Regions from separate parts of the Mus musculus genome. Here all the other regions are linked to region 1. The links are chromatin loops, found by intact Hi-C in ENCODE. Cell type or tissue: left cerebral cortex. All regions are shown on one strand.

What was found. Hi-C counts contacts between places; a loop is a spot of excess contacts. Peaks named below come from ENCODE experiments on the same cell type or tissue, not always from the same donor. Only the 100,000 strongest peaks of a DNase experiment are listed, where the experiment ranks them.
Region 2: it touches region 1 in a loop (4-fold over the local background); 2 of 42 quality-filtered maps call a loop at or near these places.
Region 3: a loop joins it to region 1, with 3 times the contacts of the local background. A loop is called at or near these places in 2 of 42 quality-filtered maps.
Region 4: it touches region 1 in a loop (2.6-fold over the local background); 3 of 42 quality-filtered maps call a loop at or near these places.

The regions. Positions count from the first base shown.
Region 1 is chr3:42,396,753-42,404,752 of GRCm38, forward strand. No RefSeq gene overlaps it. Among named protein-coding and RNA genes, the nearest start is that of D3Ertd751e, 660 kb to the left of the region's middle. In left cerebral cortex, no CTCF peak of the experiment used is centred here; DNase peaks (open chromatin) are centred at 3,976 and 6,135.
Region 2 is chr3:42,283,169-42,291,168 of GRCm38, forward strand. No RefSeq gene overlaps it. Among named protein-coding and RNA genes, the nearest start is that of D3Ertd751e, 540 kb to the left of the region's middle. In left cerebral cortex, a CTCF peak has its summit at 3,103; DNase peaks (open chromatin) are centred at 3,132, 3,489 and 5,607; H3K27ac peaks cover 1,693 bases.
Region 3 is chr3:42,126,938-42,134,937 of GRCm38, forward strand. No RefSeq gene overlaps it. Among named protein-coding and RNA genes, the nearest start is that of D3Ertd751e, 390 kb to the left of the region's middle. In left cerebral cortex, no CTCF peak of the experiment used is centred here; DNase peaks (open chromatin) are centred at 3,082 and 3,435; H3K27ac peaks cover 3,657 bases.
Region 4 is chr3:42,215,387-42,223,386 of GRCm38, forward strand. No RefSeq gene overlaps it. Among named protein-coding and RNA genes, the nearest start is that of D3Ertd751e, 480 kb to the left of the region's middle. In left cerebral cortex, no CTCF peak of the experiment used is centred here; DNase peaks (open chromatin) are centred at 1,962, 3,546, 3,955 and 5,096; H3K27ac peaks cover 2,056 bases.

The sequences.
Region 1 (8,000 bases):
TCAAAAGAGGGTAACAACACTGAGGCAAAATATTCCAAGAGGGCTTCTACCAGGGCAGCATGCAGAGCTCATCCTACCTTGCACATCTCTACCTTGTGCTGGCCTCTAGACTTGGTTATGTGGACTTTCTCTTAAGGCACAGATTTAACACAGAAGATGGAAACAAATAGAGTTAGTCATATTGAATTTACTTAGATGTAAGAAGACAAATATTATGCTTATTCTCATTTTTTGGTATGTAGACTTTATATAAATACATATAATATATATATATATACATATACATATATATATATATATATATATATACATATATATATATATGCAAAATCAGAGAAGAAAAGAGACTAAAGGGAGCAGGGGAAGGGAAGGTGAAGGGGATATAGATGAAGATATGTTTCAAGTAAATGCTCTTCCATAACCAAGTACCATATATACCGAACATACCCTATTTGGTTATGTATATATATAAATAAAATTGTTCTTTTCTAAAATGAAAGGCTTGACTAAACAAAGGTCCTATTAATAGGATGAAGACATATTTTAAAAGTAGAAGAGAAATCTTAGTAAATCACATATCTGGCAAAGGAGAAAATGCCTAAAATTTATATGTATTCAACTCTCAGGACTCAGGAGTAACACTCAAATAATTAAATTGGAGATGACAGATGCATATACACATTACCATTTGACCTGTTAGTTTTTTAATTTGTTGTATATTCCAGAGATACAAAGCTTATGTTTATATAAAACCTGTATATTTGTGTGTAGTACCTAATAGTAAGATAATAGTCAAGTACAGACAGACTCAAGAGTCCACAGCCTTTTCCTTTGGGGAAAAAACTAACAAGTACACATAAAAGGAAAAATATAATAGCTGGACTGGTAACATAAACTGTAAAATCTTGAGAAACACTCTTAACAAAAAGTATATAAGACCTACTAGAAATCTGCTGACAAGCATTAAAAGAACATAAATTTGTTGGAAAAATATTTTGTGTCCTTGACTGTAGTGGAATTCTTAATTGATGGAAAGGCTTTTATGCTATTGGATAAGATCAATTTTTTAAAAATAAAATAAAATAAGATTCAATTTTCACAAAAGTAGGCTACTGGGTTTGGTTGATGTTTCCAAGAGATATTTTCTGTAACCTGATTTTATTATTCATTCAAAGAAATAACCAAAAACATTTGTAAAAGAACATTAAAGGAATATGTCCTACACATTTTCAGGGATTTAAAAAATATGGTCCTACATGTCCAACAGATGGCAATTGCTATGATTTGATGCCTGCTTCAGAACAATAAGACATATAGAATTTTCTAAGAGTTACATGTTTCTAATTCTAATACTAAATTAGGTTATACACATACTAGTTGAGTGATGGTGATATTAACTAAAGAAGATGCACACTAATTGATGCAACAGACTAAGAAAGAGATACATGGAATCTCTTTAATGGTCTTTAATGGTGGCTCTTTCCACTAGAGAAGGGCATTGTTGAAAAATACATGTGATTAAAATTGTTTACCCAACTTCACATTTACATTAAAAATGCAACACATTGGACAGCCATTTGGTGTGACACACACACACACACCTGTATATGAAGCAACAGAGGAGTAAAGAGAACATAAATTTGAAAGAGAGCAGGGGATCCATTAGGAAGTCGAAGGGATAAAAGGGATGAGGTAAATGACATAAATTTAATCTCAAAATATAAAAATATTTAAAAACCCAATGTAGATTTGATTGTTGTATGCATAAAGTATAGGATGAAAGTTTTTTTTTCAAAGACAAAAACCACATGATCATCTCGTTAGATGCAGAAAAAGCATTTGACAAAATCCAACACCCATTCATGATAAAAGTCTTGGAAAGATCAGGAATTCAAGGCCCATACCTAAACATGATAAAAGCAATCTACAGCAAACCAGTAGCCAACATCAAAATAAATGGTGAGAAGCCGGAAGCAATCCCACTAAAATCAGGGACTAGACAAGGCTGCCCACTTTCTCCCTACCTATTCAACATAGTACTTGAAGTCCTAGCCAGAGCAATTCGACAACAAAAGGAGATCAAGGGGATACAAATTGGAAAAGATGAAGTCAAAATATCACTTTTTGCAGATGATATATTAGTATATATAAGTGACCCTAAAATTTCCACCAGAGAACTCCTAAACCTGATAAACAGCTTAGGTGAAGTAGCTGGATATAAAATTAACTCAAACAAGTCAATGGCCTTTCTCTACACAAAGAATAAACAGGTTGAGAAAGAAATTAGGGAAACAACACCCTTCTCAATAGTCACAAATAATATAAAATACCTTGGCGTGACTCTAACTAAGGAAGTGAAAGATCTGTATGATAAGAACTTCAAGTCTCTGAAGGAAGAAATTAAAGAAGATCTCAGTGGATGAAAGTTTTATAATTATGTTTAGAGCAGAGAAGGTGCTTCATAATTCTACTTTCAAGGAAATTACTAGAGCTGTTTTCATAACAGACTTAACATCGTCTTCAAAATACAAAAGACTCATGTTTCAGGAATAATTATCATTTGCAATGCATGCTGCAGACTGAGAATTTAACTATTGTTGGCTTTGATTTTGATTTTTTTCTTTAATCTATCTTATTTCTGTAGTTCTATCAAGAGGTTTCAGTATCATTTGGAAAGTGAAAATAAAACAAATTTCTAAAGCAGGATAATGACAGCCTTGATTGTGGGATGACTAAATATTTTACAGATAAAAATACTAATCTACAAAATGATATATTTATATATCAGATGTAAAATAAAAGGTAATTTCACTTTTTACGTAGTTCCATTTTTATTGTAAGAAGTACTCATTCACTTTAAAAGTTTGATATTAATTTTTATTAATTTTTTCCAAAGTATTGTCCCTCCATCAACTCTTCAAATATACATACTTACTTCCCCATTCAATGAATTTTCTCACCATCAAGTTCTGTTAATATTGCCCAGTTACTCTTGAGAGTTGCAACCTCCCTGGTGTGTAGCTGATCTACTATTTTGTCATTACTTGACAATTTACAAATAAATGAACAACCCACGCAGAAAATACACTGCATAAAAGATAACATTATCAACAAATGGTGCTGTTCAAACTGGATAGGCACATGTAGAACAAGAGTAGATTCTTGCCTCTTATCCTGAACAAAGCTCAACTCTAAACGGACCGAGAAATTCTGAATAAGACATGATCAAAATAGTAAGAAAGAAAGGGAGACACTTGAAATTTCACACACAAGAAAAGTCTTTCTGAACAAGACCCATGTAGCTCAGGCATTTAGAGCAACAATAAGCAAGTAAAAAGTTTCTGCAGAGTAAAGGGCAGCATCATTCATGGGCGGAGGCAGCCCACAGATTGAGGTACAAAAATCTTACCAGCTGTAAACTTGATGGAGGATTAGTATCTAGAATATACAAAGAACGTAAAAATATTCACACATTTAAAACTAACTTAAACTTTTAGAAATTAATAATATCAGCAAAATCTTGCTGGCATATGCAATAGTGTCTGCGTTTGGTGGCTGATTATGGGATGGATCCCCGGGTGGGGCAGTCTCTGGATGATCCATTCTTTCGTCTCAGCTCCAAACTTTGTCTCCATAACTCCTTCCATGGGTATTTTGTTCCCCATTCTAAGGAGGGATGAGGGAAACGCCAGGACCAAGAAGTGGGAGTGGGTGGGTAGGGGAGCAGGGAGTGGGGAGAATATAGGGGACTTTGGGGATAGCATTTGAAATGTAAATGAAGAAAATATCTAATAAAAATTTGAAAAAAAGAAAGTAATAATATCACCCGTGTCCAGATACTTCACTGACTGTTCCTCGTGCTTCCTTCTTTGTTCATTTAAGACTTTGGTACCACCTCCACACAGACTCCACCCTGAACAAGATGAAGAGTTATTTTGGTACAGGCTGGGATTGAGTTGTCAGGTTTTTTTTCTTTTTTCTGCCAGAAATATTTCCAAGTCTATTGAGAGTTGGGCAAGACGCAGAAGTCCATGTACATACGGATTTCCTCTTCCTGGTGCCTTTCTTTGAATCATTTGCCACTTCTTTTACTTCTCATGGCTTCTGCCTTTAACAGGCTAGGCTCCCTACTTTTAAGTCCAAAGAGCCACAGAGCCATTTCTTTGGGACCCAGAGATGGTGCATGTGTCTGATTTTCTTCAATCATTGGAGATTTCATTTCTATTAGTGCATTGAAGTCTACATCTTAGCTCCTTTGAGCAATTATTGCCTGTTTGATCAAATCCACCATTCAGACCGATTTTGGAATTCTCCCTCACAGACTGTTGTGCCCTCTCCCAGAGCTGTGGTAGCTTCTCTCTGGAGTTGCCTCACGCTAGCTCAGCTTCTTTGCTTGGTCAACCAAGGTCTGGAGCCAATGTGTTTGCCACCAGTTCTCTCCTTATGCATTTCACATTGCTTCATTTTCACAGAGGCTGGCATTTGTAGATGGCATTTCTGCAAGATCCTCAGAGGTCAGTAACTTTTAGAGTTCTTATACAATATTTGCTTTCCCCTAGATTGAAACTCATTTTATGAAGCTCTCTCCTGAAGCTACAAGCTTCACTGGCTTCTGGAAATGGCCCCTGCTTTGGATCCCTGAGACAAAGCCTTAGATGTCAGAGTTGGGTTGTACAAAGTGTTGAGCTACCCCTGTGGCTTTTCTATAGTGTTAGACATGCCTTTCTTTAAGGCTCAGTTAGCCACTGTCTGTATCATGCCAGCCTCTGTATCTGGCCGGAATTTTAATGCAGGCTGCAGTAGATGAGCTTCAGCATGACCACTTTTGAAGTATATCAACAAAGGCACTAAGAACACTAGGCATCTTTTATGCATTTTGAGCCCCCTTTCTGTTCAAGACAAGCTATATTCAATAAATAAGTAGTACAATGTAAGTAATATAGTACATTTTCTCTAATCACTACAATTACTGAATTACTAGACATTGAATATTACTTCAGCCTTTGGTATTTCAGGATTGATATCAATGCTGATAAAATGGGCATTAAATTTTAATAATGTTCACACTCAGAAATTGGTATTAACAGTTTGAACTGGCTATGCTTTCAGGTTTATCCATAGTCTACAACATTACACTCTCATTCTATTTCTTTTTAATTATTTTGTTTTCTGCTAGACACAAAGCTGCATCATGTATCTGTCTTTTCTCAATAGATTGTAATTCCTTATCAGGAATGTGTGTCAGTGTACTCTGTCCACTGTTCTTGTTCAATTGATGATCCACTTAGCAAGCTGAATAAGAGGCAAAGTGAGGTAATTTAAGCTGTGTGACTAAATGCAACTGGCTTGGGTTTCCTTAGGGTTATATATATATATATATATATATATATATATATATATATATATATATATATATTCATTTATTTATTTATTTAACAAATATATATTAAACATCCACTAAATGCCAGACAATGGTTTACATTCAAAGCTTTCATAGGGGAAAATTTTATATTAAATTGAAGCCAAGGTACTTTTCATAGGAAATAAATCAAAATAAAGCAAAACCTGTTTAAGTGTTAGCATCCTCTGCCTTTTCACGGCATAGCCAAGATCTCTCTTATTACACCATTACTATGGAAAAGTGCATCCCAAGTAGTAACCAACTATTAAGTGTATTCTTGGCTTTCAGTCTGTTTAAATTGAAAGCTGTTTCCCCATGACCCCTTTTAACATCTTGAAGAAGATGCTATGGCAGCTTATAAATCTCAGTTAACAATCAGAACTATAAGAAAGGTAATTTAATCCTTGCCTTAAATCATTTTTGACATTTCTCTTTCCTTACAAATCATAAAGGAAAAACAATCGCAAGCTTAGAAATTAATTATAGGCTATCAGAGCAAACAAGCCTTAATAGTTTTTCTAAATTTTAAGTCAGTCAAACGTAATTACATTAAATGGTGCTTACCCTGGAGCAAGGCAGAAGCTACAATAAGGGTGGCACCCAATGAATTGCTTAGGTGGTGGGTGATGAACTTCAGTAGGTGATAGAATCTGCTGTTGTTGATGATGTTATTCATTATCACACAGAAGGAGCACATCTACCCTCAGAAATGCTGACCATCTGTCTTCAAATATGTTCATCTATTCACCATAATATGACATCTCCTTTCTAAACCCCAGAATTTGGTAGCTGTATCCATTTTTAAGCTCAGTGGCTAGAGTTTCTGTACTCATAAAATGAGTCATTTATCAACTCCTAGAAGATAGCTCTTGGCAGAAGATTTTAAACATTCTTAGCATTTAACAGTAACAATGCATCTGTATTTTGTGTTTTAAACTTTGCTCTTTGATTTTCTTTGTAACTTATATCTGCCTATATTTTTAACATACTTTTGGACTCATACAAATCTGAGCTTGTTTTTTTTTCTTTTTTAATTTTTACTTTTTAGGTATTTTCTTCATTTACATTTCCAGTGCTATCCCAAAAGTCCCACATACTCTTCCCCACCCCCACTCCCGTACCCACCCACTCCCACTTCTTGGCCCTGGCATTCCCCTGTATTGGGGCATATAAAGTTTGCACGACCAATGGGCCTCTCTTTCCACTGATGGCCGACTAGGCCATCTTCTGATACATATGCAGCTAGAGATATGAGCTCCAGGGGGTACTGGTTAGTTCATAATGTTGTTCCACCTATAGGGTTGCAGATCCCTTTAGCTCCTTGGGTACTTTCTCTAGCTTCTCCATTGGGGGCCCTGTGATCCATCCAATAGATGACTGTGAGCATCCACTTCTGTGTTTGTTAGGCCCCGGCATAGTCTCACAAGAGACAGCTATATCAGGGTCCTTTCAGCAAAATCTTGCTAGTGTATGCAATGATGTCAGCGTTTGGCCGCTGATTATGGGATGGATACCCAGATATGGCAGGCTCTAGATGGTCCATCCTTTTGTCTCACTGAGCTTGTTTATTACAGCCAGATTACCTAGTTTCCTATTCCATAAGAAGACAGAAGAAGAAGAACTTAATCACCATATGTCTAGAAGAAAAGCAGCAGAAATATCTAGTGTCTTTTCCTACCTTGGAAAACTTCATAGCTTCAGATGGTATATACACCCCTTTCCACTACTCACCTCTGCCATTTAGGAGCCTTGCCTTCCATCCTGCTGGAAAGAAAGGCACTAGGTCTTGAGAACATCTTATTTTTAGATCCAGAACATGCTTGTTTCCATTTGTTTCATGTGACCTGCATACAAAGCCAACTGTAGGGATGGGATTTGACCTTCCTGGGTGTTAGAAAGGTATCTTTGATCTCCGAAAGCATGTGCACTGTAGGCAAAGCGGTCCCTCTGACCTGTGCTTCCAAACTCAGCTTGGAAAACTCAATCTTTTGGGGGCTCTACTTCAAATTACTCTGTAGTTTTAGAACTCCTGGACTCAAAAATGTACTTAAAAATAAGTCAAGTTTTGGATGATTTTTTTATATTGCTTCTGAGCACTTTTTCTTCTGACCAAGATTCTAAAAATCTCCAAAAATACGCTCTAGAAAAGACTTTATATTATGATTTGCAGATATTTTGAGTTACAAAGTATAATTTTAATTTCGACAAGAACCAATACATGTAGTTATTGATTTGAAACCTGCGCATAAAGCCCTCTGTGATGGAGTACTGACTGTCTTTCAAACATCTGTTTTCCCTTGTTGCCTGTTGCCAGTTCCCAGCATGTAGCAGGTACACAATTTGGACAAAATTCACTCAATCTTAATTGGCAGTCTCAGGATTCCTAATCCAATATTTACTTCAGGGTTGGACATGGTCACTGAGAAGACAGAGCATGAAGTGTTTTCCTGACCAAAGGGGCTTTTTGGTTGTTCTGCGCTTCAACCCTTGTGTTCTTTTTAGATGTAAATATAATTTTTCAATTTTGGATAGAAAGGAAACAATGTCTTGTCTCCATTTAAAATCATGTGAAATTCATAGATTGGTTCCATGGTGAATG
Region 2 (8,000 bases), 110 kb before region 1:
TAAGCTATGTGCATAGAAACAATTTCATAGGGCTTCTGAAGTCTGTGCTTCCATATATTCTAAGATGAAGACACGGCGCATCATTAAGATTTGGCTGTTAGACCATCTTCGAATTTCTTTGACATGCTTGGAGTTTCACAAAATGTAGACCATTAAACGATCCTCAAAACAAGGTTAAATGTTGAACATTTATTTTTTTCCTGTATATGAACTCACGATACACACACACAGACACAAACTACATTCAAATTCAAGTTTGTCAGTCTCCATACAACTTCAGATATCACGAACAAAGCACTGGACTTGCCCAGTCAACCAATCCTCCTGATTACCCTCTAGACTAACAAAGCAGCAAAACAATAATAGCTAGCATCTATAAAATGCCATTTTTGTTTTTGTTGTTGAGTTGTTATCAGGTAATATTTTCCGGACTCTATATGTGTTATCACATTTAATTCCCATACCAGTCACCGGAAATCTTACTTTACGGGAGGAAGAGATGAAACGAAAAGTGTTCATTCAAATATATAAAAGTTCTTTGTGTTGAAAGTTGTGGTAGATCAGATCTTGACTCCCATACACGAGAGAGAGAGAGAGAGAGAGAGAGAGAGAGAGAGAGACAGAGAGAGAGAGACAGAGAGACAAAGAGAGAGAGACAGAGAGAGACAGAGAGACAGAGAGAGACAGAGAGACAGAGACAGAGACAGACAGAGAGACAGAGACAGAGAGACAGAGACAAAGAGACAGAGACAGAGAGGGACAGAGAGAAAGAGAGACAGAGACAGAGAGACAGAGAGAGACAGAGAGAGACAGAGGGACAGAGAGACAGAGAGACAGAGAGACAGAGACAGAGACAGAGAGGGAGAGAGTCTTTATTTCTGTCCTAAACTGGGTGAGGTAAGAAAAGAGGGTAGAGAGGGAGACAGCTGCTATTTCATCACTGGTCTATTAAGCCTTGTCCAGAGGATTGGAATTTTATCCAAGCTATGGCAGTGTCTTGACAGGTTCTGGGCAGCAAGTGATGGGATGGGATTTGCCTCTGATGTATAGTTGGCATACAGCTTAAAAGAGAGCATCCCCCAAAGAGCATGAGTTTATAACAACCATCAGAGATCCGGAGGCTCTCCTTGCTCTCAACTTAGTTCTTCTACTGATAGTACAATGCCTTAGCTAAAATGGTAACTGTGATTCTGTCAACACCAAGTGATGCCAAATAGTTAGTGATGATAATTAGAAACTTGCAGACAGAAAAAATAATAAGTTAAGTAAATTCCCAAATAAACTTGTCTGAGGTCTATTTTACTGAGATCCACTTAAGTTCTACAGTTATGTTCAGATGCAATTCCTGTGTTCAACCCATCCTGAAAGTTGCCATTCATTCTTTTCAAAACAGTCTATTTGACCCCACTTAGCAGTGTCTGCTTTGTGTAGTAGGCTATCTTCTTCATGTGTTTGTAGTTTACAGCACTTGGCTCACCAGAGAATTCAGAAGCATTTTCAATAGGGTGTTGTGTTACACACGTTGTATCAGATGCTAAGTGATTTCAAAACCTGTAACAAGTCCCGAGTTACCTTAGGGTCTTAAAATCCTTGTCATCCATCAAGCCCCATGTAGACTCTATGTGATGAAATCAAACTCTTTATTATTCTTGCCTGATGCAAATTGTGCTTGCCTTTAACTTATTTTAACTCTCTTCTTTAATGGTCAAATCTTCAATAAACTTACAGCCAAAATTCATAAAGAGAACCTGGTTATAAGGAAATGTATATTTTAAAAGGGCAAACATTTCTTGACCTTTAAAATGAAAACAAAATCATATATATATGATACACATATATAGTCTCCTTTCAGTAAACTCATTGTCAAACAAACCCTTTTACTATTACAAAATTGGCTAAGAAGGAAAATATGCCTGTGGTTCAGTTTCTGTTGACTGCAGGGTGTAATTATATCTCTGACTGCAGGCTAGGTGGAAGCTTTAACTGTCTGATTATAATACTTACTCAGTTATGAAGGGTCTTGTCCGCCTACAAAATTAAGTTGAAGTGTACTGTATGTGTCTTCAGTTACAAGACAGGCTTAGCCAATATTTATGGGTAAAATTAAACTGAATTTGGGAATAGTTTTATAAAGGGGCATTAATAAACAGAAGAATGGATCCCTGGCTGGTCCAAGGCATCCCGCCCTTGATATCTGATGTGAAGATTCAGGTAGAACTGAGATGTGGCTCAGTTGTTACAGACCATACACAAACAGATTCACAGAGGCACATGTAAAGGTGATACAAAATTTGATATTTAAAAGTTTTAATTGTGCTCATTTGCTGAGACCCCTTTGTTAGTGGAACATAGCTTCACATGGGAAACATGTAGTGTTTGTTTCAGTCCTAACCATTTACAGTAGCAGTTTAAAGTCAAATTCCATATATATAACTTTACATCATGAATTGCTGTGATATATCTATATGATTATGAAATTGTAGAATTAATTGTAAATTGTATAGAATTATTTGTAAACTTCCATAGTGTGACCTTTTTATAACAGTTAACAATGTTTACTGACATAACCTTTAAATTGCCAATTTTATAAATTTTAAGTGATTTTGATGATATTTAAAATTTTTGAAATTACGTTTATTGTTGGTGTGTGTGTGTATGTGTGTGGTGTATGGTGTTCCAGAGACTTGTGGAAATTAGTGGACAGCTTTCAGGAATAAGTTCTCTTCTTCTATACCATGTGGGGCTAGGAAATTGTATGCAGGCATAGTAGCATGTGCTTTTGTCCACTGAACCATCTCAATGCCTTAGATGGAAATAGTTTTAAATGGAAATAGTTTTCACATAAAGGGCCACTGAATATGAGATTTAGTGAAGACTAAGGAAGACTGCTATGCCTCTCTTCCATGGTGATAGTGTGGATTATTATTACTACTGTGGTCCTCAACCTATTGTTTCCATATTTGACAGCTGACCATGGGTTATCTACATTCCTTTCTAGTTTTGTATTTTCTTTTAGCTAAGCCTCATTGTTTTCCCTTAAAGTCATATCCTTCCTGAAGTCGATGTACTAGAGGAACAAAAATAAGGGAGTTTTACAAGGAAACTCCCTGTTCATCCACAAGGGGTGTGTGCCCGGGCCTTTGGATGCTGCTTTTTTCTCCAATGTATTCTAGAGGATTCTTACATGTTAAAGTCAGTTTTCTGGAAAACCAGGTTAGTAGCTAATAATATTAATTAGTGAGGATTTGGTAGTCAAAATTAAAGGGAGACATCCTATACATTCAGAGCCAACGTAGGCCTGTGGTGTTAGGAACCTTAAAGTTTTCTCTCTAACATCTCTACAATATTGCTTAGATGCTGAAAGGGGCGACAGAAGAAAATGATACAGGTTTGGCAAATTGCTATGTGCAGTTTCATAAGCAATGAACAAAAAACATAGGAATTTTCACCCATCTTTGGGCAGATGGTGAATGCAACAGCAGAGATTTCAAATATAGATGTAGCACATACATACTGCAAACAGCTGTAATAGCTAAAATACATGCCCGAAGACTTAGTCATTCTGGATTATCCCCAATACATGCTAGCATTCAAAAATAGACATTTTTCTACAATTGCTATAGAATTATTTGGAATAGGCAAGTGAATTACGATACAGCGACTTTGCTGTGTGCTGAGGAGGCTGGATTTTGAGTTCTCCTCAATAACTGGTTGATTATCAGAGCTCTTATTTGTCATTTGATGTGTGTAACTCACAGGCACAAATGACCTCTTGTTTTTTTTTTTCCATTTGTTTTTGTTTTAACTGAGTTATCTGAATCAATTGTTTAAAGTCCTTGCCAACAGCATATATTATTAGTGAAGAAAATTTGAGAATTACTATTTTTAAAATGTTTTTATATAATATATTTTGATAAGATTTTTCTGTCTCCTTCAACTCCTCCCAATTTTTCCACCTCTCTACCCACCCAGCCTTATATTCTTTTCTCTGCCTTTCTCTCTCTTTCATTAAAACAAAACAAAACAAAACAAAACAAAACAAAACAAAACAAAACTTGCTTTGATTGCCTAGCAGGTTGCATCCGTGGAACCCAGATACTGCATACAAAGAATTTTCTCACTCTCCCCTAGCCCCCAAGCATCCAGGAAAACTTGAAATATCTTTTTGTCACCAAGAATTTGAAGATGCATATAAGGGTGGCTGTAACTCAGAGGGCCAAACAGTGGTAAGATTGGTGAATTGGTGAATTTTCCCATCACTGTGACCTAATTTGAGACAAAAAACAATTTATGGGAGTGCTGGTCTATATTGTTACATAGTTCATGAAAGAATGCATTCAGCCACATTGGGGACTATGAGCTGTCTGGATACATTGTGCCCATGCTCAGCAAGAACATGAGGGATGCTGGTGCTCAGCTTGGTTTTCTCTTTTTTGTTCTGTCTTAAGCCTCAACTTATGACATGGTCCTTATTCATGTTAAGTGTTGGTCCTCAGTGAAATCTTTCTGGGGACATCCTTACAGACACACGCAGAGGTATGTGTTCATGGTGGCTCTAAATCCCAAGCTGACAATGTAGATTAACTGTCACAGGTAAGATTCAGGGTATTCTAAATTTGGCGTCCTGACACCCATATCTAGATATTCTCATGCAAATCAAAATTTGTGAGCTAATTATTATTTATTCAATGAGAATTTATTAAGTAGTATTATCATAGTCCTAAAGATGACTGGGTGATTCAAATATTAAATCTGTTAGTATAATCAATATTTTAAATGTAGAATCATCTCACTTTTAACATATGCTTATTGATAAGAATTTCTGTAAGAATTTAAAGCAAAAAATTAGAGTAGAATGCAAACACCAGTATAATTTCAAAAAACAAACAATGAAAATATAAATTTTTATCAAATACATTTATTTTCATTAATATAAAATTATTATTTTTATAACTTTTAGTAGATGTATTATAAATATATACAAAGACATTACAGTAATCTAGTTTTAGAGTATATACTAAGTTTGTTTGGTGTCAAGAAATGTGAAGTGATGTTTTCTATAGGATATCTTGAGTAAACAGAAGAAAGACATTAAACTGGAAAAAGGCATTATGGCAGAAATTGTATCACCAGTGCTACAGCCACAGGTGTCTTCTTTTTATGCCAAGAAATGAGAGAGGAATTGGGTGTTACGTTTCTGTGGAGTATTAGTGTTCTCTAGAGGAACAGGTCTAGAATGGGTATATCCATCTATCAATCACATGTATGTATGTATGTATGTATGTACGTATGTATGTAACTACTACATATTTACCTACTGACCTATTTACCTACCTATCTATCTGGTGAGTTATTAGAAGGGTTTTCAGGCTGTGGTTCACCTAGACCAACGATGGCTGTCTAGCAACAGAAAGACCAATAATTCAATAGAAATCCATAAGTGTGGATATCTCAGCTGCTCTTAAGTATATATTGGAATCCCACAAAAGTAGACTCTAATGCCAGTAAAGGTATGCACTTGCCAGCAAGAGTGAGAACAAGCAGGCAAAGCAGAAGGCATGGCTCAGATTTAACATCACTCTTCTCACCTCAAAGATTTGGATTAGAAGTGTGTCTTGTTACTTCAAGTCATTTAATTAAGACAAAAAAGTGCCTCCCAAGTGTACCTAGGCACTTGAATTTAAGTTAGTTCCCAAGTAGTCAAGTTGACAAGAATAGCCATCTCAGGCCACATTGTGGCCCATACCTTCACAACCAACAGGCACTCTGTAGCTTCCCTCATGACTGCCATGTGCCTCCTGCTTTGGTTCTTTCTCCAGCCTGGCAGATGAAGCTCCATCCTGGATCCCTCAGCATAGCCTGGCTGCAGCAGTCCAAGATTTTATTATTTTAACCTTCCCTCAGTATTTTTTGAAAGTTTATCTTATTTATATTGCTTATTAATTGCTTTTATTTTTTAAATAAAAATTTAAGCTGGGTGTGGTAGAGCACGCCTTTAATCCCAGCACTTGGGAAGCAGAGGCAAGCAGATTTCTGAGTTCAAGGCCAGCCTGGTTTACAGAGTGAGTTCCAGGACAGCCAGGGCTACACAGAGAAACCCTGTCTCGAAAAAATTAAAAAGTAAAAATAATACAAAATATTAAAAAGTGCTATCAATGTGGTAACTTTAATATTCTGATACCCTAGCATAATGTTTAAAATAGGCTAAACATGTTCATATACCCAGGCATTTATTGTTTCCTTATGATAGAAGAATTCAAAATCATTTCCTTAGCTTTTAAAATTATATAGTATGTAATTATTACCTATAGCCACAACACTGTTTAGTAGCATATTAAATACTGTTAATATAAAGGCTAACAATGAAAACTCCCATGAGAACTATAATATCTCACACAGAGCTCTTTATGTGGGGAAATTGTGAACAAAGTAGGATGTAAGGATGATTTTTGTGCTTTTCTCCAGTCATTGTGTTCCACCCTGTAAGCATTTCCCTTCAAGATACTTGGAGCAGAAAGCTGGTATGGAAAGGAAGCATAGTGAGAAAAATTTGGAGTTAAGACGTCTTCTCTTTTACCATCTAACCTTATTTATCTTCTGTGTATTAACAAATCCAGCTCTTGCACAGAGACACTAAAGCATTAAGAAGAACAGCATCGTTTTCTGAGGCATGAGGTTCCTGAGGCTGAGTGGATCTCTTTCATTTGGAAAGAGATTTAAGAAATCATCATTTAAGAAAGTGGGGTGGAGGGGGAAATGGGATGAGGAACAGTGGGAAGGCAGACAAGGAGTGGGTAAAGACTGGACTGTAAACAAATAAAAATAATAACAAGAAAGAAAGAAAGAAAGAAAGAAAGAAAGAAAGAAAGAAAGAAAGAAAGAAAGAAAGAAAGAAAAAGAAAGGAAGGAAGGAAGGAAGGAAGGAAGGAAGGAAGGAAGAAAGAAAGAAAGAAAGAAAGAAAGAAAGAAAGAAAGAAAGAAAGAAAGAAAGAAAGAAAGAAAAGGAGAGCATGATTCCCAGGGATGGGGCAAAAGTTAGCATGGGGAAGTCTGGAGGAAGGAAAGGCTAAGGTGTAGATGTAACTGCAATAAAAATAAAATTTAAGGAATATAAATATAAGTATTGATAGCTATGTAAACAAAGACAAGTCAACAAATGTAAAAAAAGAGTGGACTAAAATATTTTGTGTGATCACTCATTTACAACTGTTTATTTTTTATCTAGATGATGATAAGGTAAAACCTAAGAATGTCAATTACTGTTGAAAATTCTGTAGGGGCTTGTGTGTTTCCGCACTCCAACCATTCCCAGCAAGCTCAAGAAGGACCGAGAAAGCTATGCAAAGCTTTAGACACACATTTGACAATGGATCCTCAGTTCTATTCACATTTGAAAGGCAGAGGCACCATGGGAAAGTTGTCTGAGGGTGACTCAGTGATCTCCACAGTCTAGAAAGCCCACAGTACATGCTCCTGGGAAAGTGTTACAGAGTATGGGAAAATAGACCTGGAGTGAATGCCTGTTTTGATTGGCTCAGTAGTGGACTGGCTTCTTTTTTTAAATTTAATTAATTTATTTATTTTTTAGATTTTTTTTTACTAGATGCTTTCTTCATTTACATTTCAGATGTTATCAGCTTTCCTACTTTCCTCTCTGAAAATCCCCTATACCCTCCCTCTCCCCCTGCTCCCCAACCTACCCCCTCCCACTTCCTGACCCTGGCATCCCCTTATACTGAGGCCTAGAAACTCCTCTTACCTAGTACATCAAGTCACTGCAGGATTAGGTGCATCCTCTCCCACTGAGGCCAGACAAGACGATTCATTTAGGTGCACCAGATCCACAGATAAGGAGGCTAGAGGCTCAGGGATAGCCCGAGCTCCAGTGGTTAGGGCACCCTCATGAAGACCAAGCTGCTCATCTGCTACATATGGAACTTTCTAGTTTTATTTTACTTTTATTTTTATTGTTTTTTTAAATTTATTTACATTTCAAATGC
Region 3 (8,000 bases), 270 kb before region 1:
GCTGACTAGTCAGAAAATGCATATTATGACCCCAAAAGATTTTTTTTTGTTTGCTTTTTTGAGACAGGGTTTCTCTGTTTAGCTCTGGCTGTCCTGGAACTCACTTTGTAGACCAGGCTGGCCTCGAACTCAGAAATCCACCTGCCTCTGCCTCCCGAGTGCTTGGATTAATGGCGTGTGCCACCACGCCTGGCTTCCCAAAAGATTTCTTACCATTGCTATAAGTGAATTTCTCAGTTTTATACTTTGTTATTATATTCACTTTGCATATATATACTGTATATATCTAATCTATCTATCTATCTATCTATCTATCTATCTATCTATCTATCTATCTATCTATCTATCTATCTATCTATCCATTGTTGCATATATACTAAGCAGTTTTATCCTTTGCAATCATACTTACTCCCAGTTTCCCTTCCTTTTCCTCTGGACGTCTTCATTTCACATGATCTCCCAATGGCTACATCATTAAGGAAAATGACATTCCTTCATCAGCAACCATTAATACTTATGGGACCCTCAGGAAGGCGGGGCCTTGAGGGCACATCCTTTGTCAATGATGAAAGTGGGAAGGATCAGTCACAGCACATTTTAGAGATATAAATATGTCTATGAAAAACTTGAGTGTTTATCATAAAGGCAAGCATTTACTCCAGCTCTTGTTTACAAGATTAAAGATGATGCATGGAAATCAGACACTTTTAATCCTTTTCTCTTTCATCGTCCCTAAGTGTACTTGAACCATGGTGAATATGGTAATGTGGGACAACATATGAAAACAATGTGTTTGTCTTTGTGGAGAAGGAATTTCTTTCAGCTGCATATATCAAAGCCTAGAAATGAGTCATTGTCATACAGGATGAGAAATCAGCTCTTTGACTTTGTGTGTGCCTCGAAGCAGATCTGCTCAGCCACAGCCAATCTATACTTCTGGCAAATGACAATGAAAAATCCAGGTGAGACTCACTAATGTTTAAGGGGAAGCCGGGGAACCCTCGTGCTGAATGGTTGCTTTGAGAAATGTCCATGCAAGCTCTTGACTTTGGCTAATACAGTCTTCATTTTTCAATTAATCCAGGATTTAAGGCACAATATAGTCCCAGGTTAACAGCCCAGTCTTACTACTCAACACTGAAATCTCTTCTTGATTCCCTACTACTTTGCTAGAGTGAAGGGAATTAGGGTTTAGATTTCTGTACATTCTCTATTAGGCAGGATGGTCCTTAAACCAGTAGCCACCTTAATCAGCTCCATCTTCACCATCTTCTGCCTGTTACTTCTCAGAGCTCGGTGCCCATGAGGAAAATGGTGTTCTCCCATGGGTCTGATGCGCAGCCTGGTCTTTGCTTCTCTAAATACCTTTTAAAGCCCGATAGACATTTGTCTTTCTGCTTTCCCCCTCCCTCCATTCTTTTCTTTACTTGAATTTTGAAAGGAGTTCTTTCTGTGTAGGCCATTTCTTTCAAACTCACTGAAATTCTTTTGTCTCAGCCTCCAGAGTTCTGATACTACAGATGTATGCCAACATATGGAACTCTGCCTGTTGCAATTCCAATTTCTTTTAATGATGGTTAATGCCATTGACTAAATTTGGAATTATGTAGGAGACAAAACCCTGGGAGTATCATTGAGGCTCTATCTAGGAAGGTAAATTTCAGTATTGATAACACTGTGCCATTTTCTAGATTCTTGACTAAATGAAAAAGAAAGGGAGAAGAAAGAGACCTGAGTAGCAGTCTTCATCTCTCTGTCATCTTCCTTCCTTGACCTGCTCCCTGCAGTTCCAACCACCATGCCTTTCCCACAGCACAGTGCGACGGACTGTACTATCAAACTAAGCCAACAATTTTCTCTTTGAAGTTGCTCTTGTCAAATAATTTCTTACAGCTACAAGACAATTATACACTTTTCACAGCTAATTCCAAAAGCTGGCTTCCTGTTTTGTAAGTTGTCTGTTTGTATCTTCTTATCTTTCTAAGTTGTTTTTATCTTCTTGTCTTTATCATCATTTTACTTGTCTATGCACTTGAGTCTTCCATTTTTTTTTTTCAGCAGATGATACTTGAGAGGGAAATTAGGTCTTAGACACATTTCCTAGAGTCTGTAATGAAGTGCTAACATCTAATGTGTGACATTAAACTCATTCTCACAGTACAGTGAATACAGACTTTGCTTATGCCTTGTATAGGTACAATGACAGACTGTAAATATCAACCCTAAAACATATCTCCTAGTTGTATCTTATGACTGGGAAAATGTAGCTATTTATGAAGGAATAATTAAGAGTTTGAGAGACAAAAAATCTCATGTGTAGAATAGAAACATCATTGTGAGTGCTAATAGTGTTCTTGGAAACCTCCAGGAGAAAGTAGAAGCTAGACCATGAAGGGTGGATAGGAATGCCAACCTCCTGTTCAATAAATATCCCAGGAATGAGACATCTGGCTGGGTGATATGGGCTAGGGAATCATTTTAGAAAAGTGATATCATGTCAGTCAGATGCCCTTGCAAAATAGTTTTCCTGGAAAAGTCCTCTCATGCTTGTATGTAGGATGAGAAGCTGCATCAGAGGATGTGACTCTGGTCATGTCACCATGCTGCAAGTATGGCAGCCCTTCCAACACATGCAGGGCAGTTCTCTTTGTTAAGAATAACAGCTGTTTGCATTTACACAGTTGGAAGGTTTACAAAGGAACTGTTGTTTTAAAGAACAAAACTTCTCTGTAAGGACAGCATGCTTCTAGTGAGTACCATATCTTTTTCAACATTTCCCAAACTTATCCAGAAACATAACTAGAGAGTACTGCAAGGCACATCAGCATCCAGATACATTAGGAAACCAGCCAGCTTCTGGTTTGTTAGAAAGAGAGCCGTGAACATAAGATTTTGCACTGTTTTATTTGGATTTTGAGATTTCTTCAGAGTTCTAACCTTCAGTGATCCTAAAAATGAATATTTTAAGCTTCCTGGAAGTATACAGGGCAGCATGTAAATTTAGAAAGGAACTTACAACTCTTTCTTAAGAAGCAATGACTTCTAAACTTTGTGTAATAGATGAGATTCACAAGGCCCACTCAGCCATCTGTTCTGCTTGATTTCAGGCAATTTCCATCTTTTCCAGGACACAGAGGCATATAGTGTGTGCATATGTGTGCAGGTGTGTGTCTGAGTGGGCAATGAGAGTATGTAAAACACACACACACACACACACACATAATTTCAATTTAAGTTGTCTTCTCTGTATCAACTCTTGACTTTGTATAGCTACTTAGCAGATTTGTTTGCTTTAAAGTTATATTGTTTTTTGAAAGGAAAACTTTTTCAAATCTATTTTTTCCTTTTTAACATAAAGAAAGCTGCTTTGGCTGACTAGAGTAGGATTCCAAAAGCAGTTCCTCTGTGTCAGCTCTTGGTAGGAGGATTAGCTTTTGTTTCCATATGGCGCACAAGAACTTTCAAGGGATGGCAATTGTATTAGTTACTTCCCTTATTGTGCTCAAATCTGACAAGAACCATTTAAATGAGAGTTTACTTTGTTTCGTGATCTAAGGAGGGATATTGTCTACACTAGGGACGGGATGGTATGGTGTTGTGATTGAATCAGCTCCCTACACTGTAATTGTAGGCAGAATGCAGAGAGAGAGAGAGAGAGAGAGAGACAGAGAGAGAGAGAGAGAGAGAGAGAGAGAGAGAGAGAGAGAGAGAGAAAGACACAGAGACGCAGAGAGACAGAAAGACACAGAGAGACAGAGAGAGACACAGAGAGAGAGACAAAGAGAGACAGAGACAAAGAGAGACAGAAAGATAAAGGAATGTTGGTGCCCAGCTCAAATTTATCTTTTTTTCAGTCTAGAAGCTCAAACTGATGCCGCCCACATTGCAAACTCCATCACACACGCACCCTGGGATTGGTTTGCCAGGTGATTTCAAATCAGTTAAGTTGATAATGGGAAGTAGCCATCACAGTGGTTGAAATAGTTCCTGCTAAGAATCATAAGGTTCATGCTCTAACATCTGAGTGTCTTCCCTCAGCACTTGAAATATGATTGACTTTTGCGTCATTGTGGTTAGACTTAATTCAATGGCCAGTGTTATGCCATGAAGAGAGAAGGCTCAGTCAAGGACACAAGGAAGATGACAATCATGTAAGACATGAGGACAATGCCTTGGGGAGTCAGAGGTAGAGACGCTCCCATGTAAGACAATGAATAATAAGCAAGCACTAGATCAGTTCTCAACTTTTCTGATACTGTGACCCTTTAATACAGTTCCTCATGTTGTGGTGACCCCCCACCATAAAATTATTTTCGTTGTTATTTCACGGCTGTCATTTTGCTACTGTTACGAATCATAATGCAAATACATGATATGCAGGATATCTAATATGCAACCTCTGTGACAGGTCGTTCAAGCCCCAAGTTAAGAATATTTGCACCAGTGGAATCTTCCCGGGATCCTTGACAGCAACTGTGGCCTTGCTGACATCTTGATTTTGAATGCCTTGCCTCCAAAACTTTGGGAAGACAAATTTGTTTTTATAAACCATCTGCATTTGTGGGGCTTTGTTTATATACTCCTAAGAAGTAAATACAGAAATTATTGGGGCCCAAATTATGAAGGTTGATGAGCCCCAAACATCAAAACTAATATTGATTTCATCAATAACATCTAAGAAGAGCATACTCAACCTTTCATGCACAGGGCTGATTGAGTTTGTCATGGTCTGATCTCTAATGGTGTCTTGCCAAATTAATACTGGATAACACTTATTGAGCATTTGCTAAGTGCTCTGGGTCATACCATAGGCATATTTTAACTTATTCTTGAATGTTTTGAACCACATAGAAGATGAATAGTATGACCAAGGATCCAGAGCTGAGAGAGCTGTGGCTTTGTCTCAAATGGTTTCCAAAGCTTATATTCCCACTAGTTTTCATTTTGTATTTGTGCCTTTTAGAATTTTATGTGTCATGCTTTTTATGATCTAAAAATAGGAGGTTATTGAGTAATGTCAGAGTGTTTCATAATGAGGGCATAGTGTGCATATATCCTAGATCTTATTATTTAACCCATATAACAGTCCTTCAAAGTAGCTTTGTGTAACTTATGAACAAAGAAGCTAGAATCAAACAGAAGAGTTTGACCTCTGTAAGTAGGGTTGTAATGACTGTCAAGGTTTGAATCTGATATTAATCCTTACCATTTGTCCATGGCCTGTTACGTGCTGGCTGCACTTTCTCTTTGATCCTAACAGTGCTCGTAAAGGAAAGATATCTTTGGGAGACAAAACTTGAGGTGGCAGAAATGAAAATAAAATCTTGTAGGGATTCAGCCAATCCAAGGCATCTGGCTAGGGAATACTGTGTATAGGAAAGAGAAGCAGTAGCCCATGGCATGAACAGGATATAGACACACACATTATACTGAACTGGCTTTGGTTCAGCAGGAGAGTATGAAAATTGAGAAGAGGACTTGGTACGAGATTGTGTTTTCAGCTTACAGATGTGGGAAACTGGCTGAAGGCAAGAGAAGGGCATCACTGGGAAGCAAGAACCACATAAGCAAAAGCAGCTGAGTCAGCTTTTAGATGTAAAGATACTTCCATGAATATTTGATCTCAAAACCATTGGCTTTCACATATTTTTCTTCCATGCAGATGGTGCATGTTTGAGCAGGTTTCACAATGGTTGTAGAGTTTCTCACTACTAATATTTGGGTTGATTTAAATGACTCTGAGCTACTAACATTTATGCTTATTGAAGGAAATATTGATGAAGGCACATCTCTTATTTTCTAGGAGATCTGAAACTTGGAGATGCTCAGGATCTTGTCTTGGGTTAAGTAGCAAATGCATACCAGAGCTCAGGTTTGAGGCCAGATGTACTGGCTTTTAAAACAAACACCATATAACAGTATGTTGTCTTGCATATAGAACATGTCTGAACAATGTTGACATTAGCAGTTTCTTTTGTTATTCAAGCTCTATGGTAATCTGTCTTAGGATGCTTGTGTTGCAAAGTATCAAACATTGGCCACTGTAGTGGTCACAAGAGCACCAACTTTTGGTAACATTATTTTATCTGATGTTAAAAAATTAGGTTTTCAGCCAGGTGGTGGCTGTTATCCCAGCACTCAGGAGGCAGAGACAGGCAGATGTCTGAGTCTGAGGCCAACCTGGTCTACAGAGCAAATTCCAGGATACCTAGAGACACACAGAGAAATCCTGTTTTGAAAAACAAAACAAAAGACCAAAAAACCAAAACCAAAAACCAAACCAAAACTATCATGCTTTTCTTTCTCATTCCCAAGGCATTGGTCATTGAACTATTGGAGTTTTTTCTTTTTTTAAATGTTATTCAGGCCTCTCAACCTTTGTTTTCTCTTCTATACAGAAATTCTTGGTGAAAAAAAATATTAAAACATGTTTCAGTTTGCAAAACTTGTGGCAGTTCAACAATACCAGCAGCAATTGTGTATGGGCTCTGTGTCTGTGTCTGTGTCTGTGACTGCTTTCAACACTGCAGTGCTCATGGGTTCCCCTGAGCAGATAACTCTAGACCTGGGCACTGAGCAGATAAAATGTGTACAAAGATGCAACTTTTAAAATTATAGTTACACACATACAATAATTTCATCACCACATCTTTCTTGCCCTACTTCCTCCCAAACATTCCAGCGCCAAAGGATGTGCATGAAAAACAAAATCCATCTTCCAAGATGGAGTCCGTCCTCAGGCCTCAGGGTCAGATGTCTCAGCTGAAGATCTTGTCCCTTTCCAAGGTGCTGTCTTTTATTCTGACTCCCAGCTTGCTGGGCACTGATTTGAGAATGAGGATCCAACCTACTGAGATAACCTCTCAAGTGCTTTGACCTGCATCTTTCTGTGGATCTGATGTCCCAGGCACAGACATTTTGGAGATGGTGGTGCTGCTTCTTCTATTATTGTTCCTTCACATTGATGTGTCCTATTATCATCATTGTGACTCCATCCTTCATGTATTACCTCAAATCCAGTTCCTCTACACACACATATTCTAACCCACCCATTTTCCTTTTGGTTTTCCTTGTCAGTGTCTCCCAGTGCTTTCTGAGTACTAATTTTATTCTATTTAAGAGGACTCGATGACACATTGCATTGTACTCATTTAAGCCCACTGTAATCCACCTGCAGAGTTTCCAAATGTAGAGAAAGACGAAGAAAGATGTTGTTCTCACCACTGGAATGGGTCCCCTGGTGCTTCTTGTGGCACTGTTTCTTGTGAGGCTTTAAAAATACAGTCTGATACTACTCAATTTTTACATTACTTGCTGACTTTAGAATCTATTCTCCCAGCAAGACACTATTCTTGGTTAATTAGCTGTTTGCATGTGGCTGTGTGACCTGCATTTAACTACTTGTACACAAAATGCCTTTTGAGTACTCTCTTACCTCTTTTTCTTCTTGATTATTTGAGAAAAGAAGTGACCTTTAAGAATAATTAGTGTTGTTCTATTCAGGAATTTTTCCCCTGTACCCATATCTTCGAGGCTTTTCCCTACATTCTCCTCTATAAGTTTCAGTGTCTCTGGTTTTATGTGGAGTTCCTTAATCCACTTAGATTTGACCTTAGTACAAGGAGATAGTAATGGATCAATTTGCAATCTTCTACATGATAACAGCCAGTTGTGCCAGCACCATTTGTTGAAAATGCTGTCTTTTTTCCACCGGATGGTTTTAGCTCCCTTGTCAAAGATCAAGTGACCATAGGTGTGTGGGTTCATCTCTGGGTCTTCAATTCTGTTCCATTGGTCTACTTGTCTGTCGCTATACCAGTACCATGCAGTTTTTATCACAATTGCTCTGTAGTACAGCTTTAGGTCAGGCATGGTGATTCCACTAGAGGTTCTTTTATCATTGAGAAGAGTTTTTGCTATCCTAGGTTTTTTGTTATTCCAGATGAATCTGCCAATTGCCCTTTCTAATTTGTTGAAGAATTGAGTTGGAATTTTGATGG
Region 4 (8,000 bases), 180 kb before region 1:
TTCCTGATACCCACATAGTGGGCTCTGTAGAACACCAGTCACTCTGCCTCACTGTGGATTTTTAACCTGAAAGAAAAGAGTAAACATGCAGACATTTGTTTAGGAAGACTCTGGAACCTCTCTGATTTGCTTCGAACGCCAGGGCTGTGGTTGACTCTACACTGCCAGCTGCAATCGACTTCAGCTGGAAAGCCCTTTATGTTCATATTTTAAAGCAGTAATTGGTAAGTGTATTTTCTGTTTGTAATCAATAGCTTTTATATTCCACGTAATATTTCTTTTTGTTTAGAAATATTTCGTGGAATATAAAAGCTATTGATTGTAAAGAGCTAAGTCTTTACCACATGCCACTCCACACGACCAACTCACACTGAAATTCTATTATGCTACCCACATGACAAATGCCTCTGTCGTTAATTGGTTCTCCAATCTTTGAGAACAGAAAAAAGGAATTTTTTCACTCTAATCACCATAAACTGGAGGCTTTTATATAAAAATAATGTTGTGTGATATGAACGGAAACTATATCTTGTGATGGTTTTCTAGTCATGAGCTTTGATGCAGATGTATGTGTACCAGAATGTAGTCCAGTATACATGTACCTATATTATAGATTGTGATCTTCCAAGGGATTGAAGTACATACAGATACACACATGAATAGTTCTATTAATTAACTAATTATTATATATTTTCTTTATATACATTTTTAATGCTATCGCAAAAGGTCCCTATACCCTCCCTCTGCCCTGCTCCCCTACCCACCCACTCCCCCTTCTTGGCCCTGGCATTTCCCTGTATTGGGGCATATAAAGTTTGCAATACCAAGGGGCCTCTCTTCCCAGTGATGGCCGACTAGGCCATCTTCTGCTACATATGCAGCTAGAGGTACGAGCTCTGGGGGTACTGGTTAGTTCATATTGTTGTTCTACCTATAGGGTTGCAGACTGGGGGCCCTGTGTTCCATCTCATAGATGACTGTGAGTATCCACTTCTGTATTTGCCAGGCACTGGCATAGCTTCATATGAGACAGCTATAACAGGGTCCCTTCAGCAACATCTTTCTGGCATTGTGCAATAGTGTCTGAGTTTGGTGGCTGATTATGGGATGGATCCCCAGGTGGGGTAGTCTCTGGATAGTCCAAACTTTTGTCTTATCTCCAAACTCTGTCTCTGTACCTCCTTTCATAGGTATTTTGTTCCCAGTCTAAAGAGGAATGAAGTATCCACCCATTGGTCTTCCCTCTTCTTGATTTTCTTGTGTTTTGCAAATTTTATCTTGGGTGTTCTATGTTTCTGGGCTAATATCCACTTATCAGTGAGTGCATATCTAATGACTTCTTTTGTGATTGGGTTACCTCACTAAGGATGATATCCTCCAGATACATCCATTTGTCCAAGAATTTCATAAATCCATTGTTTTTAATTGCTGAGTAGTATTCCATTGTGTGGAACCTCATAAAATAGCAAAGCTTCTGTAAGGCAAAAGACACTGTCAATAAGACTAAAACACCACCAACAGATTGGGAAAGGATTTTTACCAATCCTAAATCTGATAGGGGAGTAATATCCAATATATACAAAGAGCTCAAGAAGCTGGACTCCAGAAATTCAAATAACCCCATTAAAAATGGGGTTCAGAGCTAAACAAAGAATTCTCAACTGAGAAATACCAAATGGCTGAGAATCACCTGAAAAAATGTTCAACATCCTTAATCATCAGGGAAATGCAAATTAAAAGAACCCTGAGATTCCACCTCACACCAGTCAGAATGGCTAAGATCAAAAAATCAGGTGACAGCTGATGCTGGGGAGGATGTGGAGAAAGAGGAACACTCCTCCATTGTTGGTGGGATTGCAAGCTTGTACAACCACTCTAGAAGTCAGTCTGGAAATTCCTCAGAAAGTTGGACATAATACTACCGGAAGATCCAGCAATATCTCTCCTGGGCACATACCCAGAAGAAGTTCCAACTGGTAATAAGAACACATGCTCCACTATGTTCATAGCAGCCTTGTTTATAATAGCCAGAAGGTGGAAAGAACCCAGATGTCCCTCAATAGAAGAATGGATACAGAAAATGAATAGTTCTTTACTCAGTGATACTCTACCCTGGGTTTTTCCAGGACTGAGATTCATAGACCCTTCCCATCATAACTGTATCCTATGTCTGTATATCTGTCACCGACACCATTGTCATCTCTATCTATAGATACAGTCTGTCTTTCTGATCTACATCTATATCTGTATTCTTCATGTGTATCTTTCATCTATATCTAGGTATGTTTATACCATCTGTCATACCATATCCCTTGTTCGTGCATGCACACACACACATGCACACACACATTCATTTATACCTTGGGAAGTATTTATAAAGCCTCATCTATCCTGTCATTGAACTTATGGGCAGAATTTCCAAAGTAGCAGATCTAGTCTGTTTTATGACTTCTTAGTTGACTTGAGCTATCTGTAAGGCGAATGTACTTAAAGTACAGTATTTATTTGTGAGTTTCCCACCTTGGCCAGTCTGTAGAATTATGAATTTGTGACTAGTACATGGCCACCTCATTGAGATGGAACGTGATATATAGTCAATCCTGAGCTAGCTAAGCTCAAGGCTGCTTCTAACTGAGGACAATAACACTTTCCTTAACCTACCCAATAAGGCAATAAACTATCCAAAGCCTGATGGAGATGCAGATTTTAACCATATCATTGATTATGGGCTGGCTTTGCTACCACTGTCACCTATGAATTTTCCCAGGGCATCAAGCTCTAGTCCTGGTTATTTAAAAATCATTATTATATATCATAATTATTTTAAAAATTAATCTGGGACAATAATGAATGAGACAAGATTGACTATTTTTATACAGAATAAAATAATGCATAAAATAAAACATGAAGCTTTGTGAAACTTAGTCATTTCAGTATGAGAGAATTGAAATCTTACCAGAAAGAGGAAGGATGGGGCAAGTTTTGAATATGGAAGTATGAGAGTTTGCAGTGGAGATTTTCCCCATCCTGTAAGGGACAGATCAAGAATAGGCCAACTATATTCTTGCAAATAGCTGTACACTGAGAACACTCTGGTCTCTAGTCTTAATATATAAGATAATGTTGGAAATGTAAGCAGATAACCTTAGTCATGTACTGGACTTTAGGTATAGACTCTTGAACTTAATAAAGGTCCCCGTGAAGTGAAGGACTATGTAGCGTGAGCTGGCTATCATGGAGTCCTCTCATCTGTAAGATCCTTATTTCAGGAGCACACAGAAAGAGACATCAGATAATCCCCCACCACTGAGAGCAGCTTCCTTTCGAAAGGGGCTGCAGAGCAGAGAAGACAGATCTTTGAATTTACTTGGCATGTGAACAGTAGAATTCTGCTCCAAAAGAGACCACCTGCTACCCTTTATAGGTGCTAAGAAATACCAAAATTAAAAGTATGAGAAATAACGATACTCTAAATAGGGAAGGGAAAAGAATGGTAATGAACTTTCAGAATAGACAAGTAGGCCGCACTGTTGCTATTAAAAATACACATCCACAGGCAGAGAAACATTTGCCCAAATTGTACAGGAATGCTTTGCAGCTCTAGGGTAATGCTTTTAATTTACAATGAGACTCTACAAAAATACTCATTATCTTGTGCATGAACCTTGGGGTCTGTGGGCTCGCTTTTCAGAACAGGCACTGCCTTTGTGTGTACATGTGCATGTAGGTTGGGTGGCATTTCTTTCATGGTGCTTCGTCCTTTGGGGAATCCATATAATAAGCGTTGTTTGATGCACGAAAGAATATGTTTTACATAATATTAAATCTTAGAGTTGACTATTTGTGGGATCAGAATCATGCTTTGGAGTAGACCAGGCTATTCTTAGTGTATTCTGTCCTTTTTTTGGGGCAGAAATATCCTGTAGAAATCTTCAGGTAGCAATTCCCTCAAGCCATGGTGTGAGTAAATACCTTATTCACAGCAGAGAGGCATTTATTTTCTGAATCATGCTCACAGCTATAAGATCCAACTGTAAATCTCCACTCCCAGCACTCAGAGATGGCATAGGGGTTGCTGATGTTGTGTGGAAGCACTGAGTGGAATGTGTTAAGGTTTTATTTTCAAATATTACATGCTAAGGCTTGGCTTGTATAGTTTAAGACACACCTATCTGTGACCCAGATGCTGATGTAACCTATCTATCTATCTGTCTGTCTGTCTGTCTGTCTGTCTGTCTGTCTGTCTGTCTGTATATATGTTAAATCATAAATTCCCTTATTACAATCAAGTAACTATAAATATACTTGCATTAGCAAATAAAAGGACAACCAACAAGGGTATTAATCAATGAGCAGGTAGGATCCATGACTATTTCCTTGTACAATATGCCCCAGCATGGTTACAGCAACCATAGAAACTGTAGATTCTAGTCTTATCACAATCATACTACACAGGACACAAATATTTTGTGTTTTATACATTTCTGAAACCCTTAGTTTTTTTTTAACTTAACCTAATATAAAAGATACAGCCACTGATTAGACTATACAGAAAGCAAAGCTTTTGCCAGCACATAATTTATTCCAAATCATCAGTTCTAGGTAAAGGTAGAATGGGATGATTTAAAAACAAATGATAGTTTGATTTGGACAAATCTGTCCCTTCTAATGCAATTTTGCAAGTCTTTTTGCTGATTATGATAGGCTGGGATATTTCATCTGAAGATGAGACCTTCTAACACATTATTTGTCCTTTTAGATGAATATTATGCTTCTTTTGCTTTGCTTTATTGAAAAAAATGGAGCTTCAGATAAGCAGAGCAAGCTATTTTACATAGGGCCCACTGAAGTCTTAATGTTTCTCATACTATGACCCTTCACTAAAGCAAGCAACCTGCTTTGCATCTGAATATAGAAGTTAACTTACATATTCTGGTGTTAGGAATGGGAATTAATAGCTCCTGTGAGCTCGGAGGAGAGAATATTTTATCAAAACTGTTGAAAACTCGGTTTAATAAGGGAAAATGATGCCGCCTGAGAGTATTTTCTCCTGTGTTCTCCAAGTCCCTCTTCGGGCTTTCATGTAGAAAAGGTGGGATGACAGACGGCAGATGGATTTATCTTTTTTACTGAGCTGCAAACCTACAAATCAGACGCATATAAACAGATCTCTCAACCAAATGTAGTGTAGCAAGAATTCTATCAAATTCATCGAATCAAGGGAAGTGATTATTTCTGATGACATGGACTGGTATAAAAATGAGATGTACCACATCACATCTATACAGCAGGCCAGAGAATCCATTCAATGTAGCCTTAGAAAAAGAAAGAAAAACACACTGTTCTGTGTACAAAGTACTTTCAGTATTCATTTACATTTTGGGATAATATGAGCTTATCCATTTCCTATTTAAAAAAAAAAAAACCTCAGAACCATTTAAATAACCGATTGAAAGAATTTTCAGGTTGCAGGCAATCTAAATGTCTGTAGAGTTTTTTAAGTGTTGGAGTGACTGTATGTTTTTAACACTACTTTTTTAATCATCTCAGTAGACTTATGCGTATACATTGAAAGTCCTATAAGATTTAAGTAATTAAGTTACTCATGAGGGAAGAAATGAGATTATCCACATAAAATGCTCAATCAATTGAAGGTTATAACCTCTCTTATTTCTCTGTAACATTCAGAGGCAGATCCAAACCAGCCACAGAGCAGTGACAGAGAGGAATTCTATGCATTAGCAGGAGGGTCTTCAGTGGCATTTCATTCTGATAAAATGACATTTGGCCAACGGTCTAAGATGAAATTTTCAATAAATGCTGGCAACTAACACAATTCATTATAGTTCCTCCTGGTAAAGGATGTGGGCAAAAATTGCCTTGGCTCTGAAAAAGCTTTCATGTCATTATGAGCCCGGATCAATCACCATCAAGTAGAGGACACTCATTGAGCTATTTCTCTTTAGCCATTACACATTTTGTTATCAGGGCCTATTGAAGACACTGAGATTGTTTTTATTAGGGAGTTATTATTGCTAGGCTCTCCAAGTTAAGTGTGTTTAACTGTATTCTCTGGTAAAGAGATGGAACAATCCGCCTGAGCTGAGCCTGGGATGAAATCACCTGTACATTGCCATGAACGCCATGCCGTTTAGATGTCATTTTGCTTGTGTTTCTGCACAGTAAAAATGATAACATACATTTTCCCATTAAACCAAGAAAGAGAAGCACAGCACCCTGATGATTGCTATGCACTGAAGATAAGTGGAGAGGTTAAAGTTCATACCACTTTATTCCCATCAGCAATTCTTAACCTCTCCGTGTAAGGAGAGTTTAATTGCTGCTTCAGAAGCATCATCAAGAACGAAAGCTAGAAGCCATACTTACCAGCCTCATCGTTTTCCGTCTTCATTGATTTTGTATCTGCCTTTATGAAACCAGACAAGGGAAGAATAAGATAAAGTTAAAAGATACTCACTGAACTGAAGCTTTTCTGACAGTATAATGAGTTTTAATAACTATCTTACTAAAGATAGGCTACTTTCTAGGCATTATTTTGCACGTTTCACACTTGTGACTCAGATTATTCTCTAATATATTGTTCCAAATTCCTTTGGTTAAATTCTTTCTAAAGTTTTTAGATGCTTTCCTTTCCCCAATATCTTCTAAAGGAAGGGGAAAAGCTTCAGGAATCTTATTGTGCTCAGGGTGTCTCAACCACTTTAGTCAGATTCTCTTTGTCAGGCAAATGTTCAAAAGATCACCTATCATCTCATAGGTAGTTTAAGGAAAGCAGGCAAACTAAAATCTAAATGCATACAGAATGTAGTACTTGCTAAGAAAGAGTGAATTATTACAAATGAAAGGGAGTCTGGGATCAATGAAGTTGTACTCAGTGATTGAGAATGACAGTGGGCTAAAAACTTCCAAGATAGACCTTGTAACTCATCAGACATGTGCATCATGGGAGGTTTCTTCTTCCATGTCCTCATACTTGCACAGAATAAATGGAGGGGTTTGCCTCCAGTTTTTAAGTTGCTTTATTTCTTCAACAACTGTTGGGGCACAGAGGCTATCTATTTGACTTTCTTCAAGATACTTGATAGACTAGTAAATTATTGGCTAAAGAATAAAGCTGGAAATTTTTGTTGAAAGACGAATTCTCAACTCTTTCACGGCAGCATAGTAGTACTACAAAAAGACACAGCTCAGTGGCGGAGTGCTCAGGATACATAAGGTCGGTGTTCAACTACTAGAACTGCCTTTCCCCAGAATCTATCAGAAAATATATTTTGATAAATTAATTAGCTTCTTATGTATGATAACTGAAATATAATTTCATATTCATGCTAGTATAAATAAATACCAATTTTATTGACCTATGTTACTATCAAAAACTAATTAATGTCATTAATAAATACTTCTGACTTTTTTTTTATAAATGGCTAAAAAAGGGAAATGAGTAGACAACTGAGCTCACACATTTTAAGCAATTAAAGTAACAGTAGTTGCTATAACACTGAACCCTGGTAGTGACTTAGAAGCTTAGTAATTTAGAGGGGAAAGCAAGGCATTATGACACATGTCTATAATTCTAACACTGGAGAGACAGAGGCAGGGGAATCATGAATTCAAGGCCATGTTCGGCTACACAGTAAAACCTGGTGTCAAGAGGAAACAAACAAAAATTGTGTCCTATTAAAAGAAGTTGAGTTGTATTGCTCTGCACAGCCATTCACAGACCCATTAAGACGGGTTATGCAATGATCTGCTTTGAAAGATGTATATTGGCCTGTTAACACTCTACTAGAAGGATCAAGATGTTCAATACAAGATGCTCCACTGTGTTTCAGAGAAGTCGAAAGATTGGACTCGTTTTGTCTAGAGTCTGATACCAAAACCTAATCACTACTGGTTATAAGTAAGGTTGGGATTCACAGTCTACGTGGATGTCTTCAATGAAACAAAGTAATGAGCTTCCATTTTAACCAAGAAATATT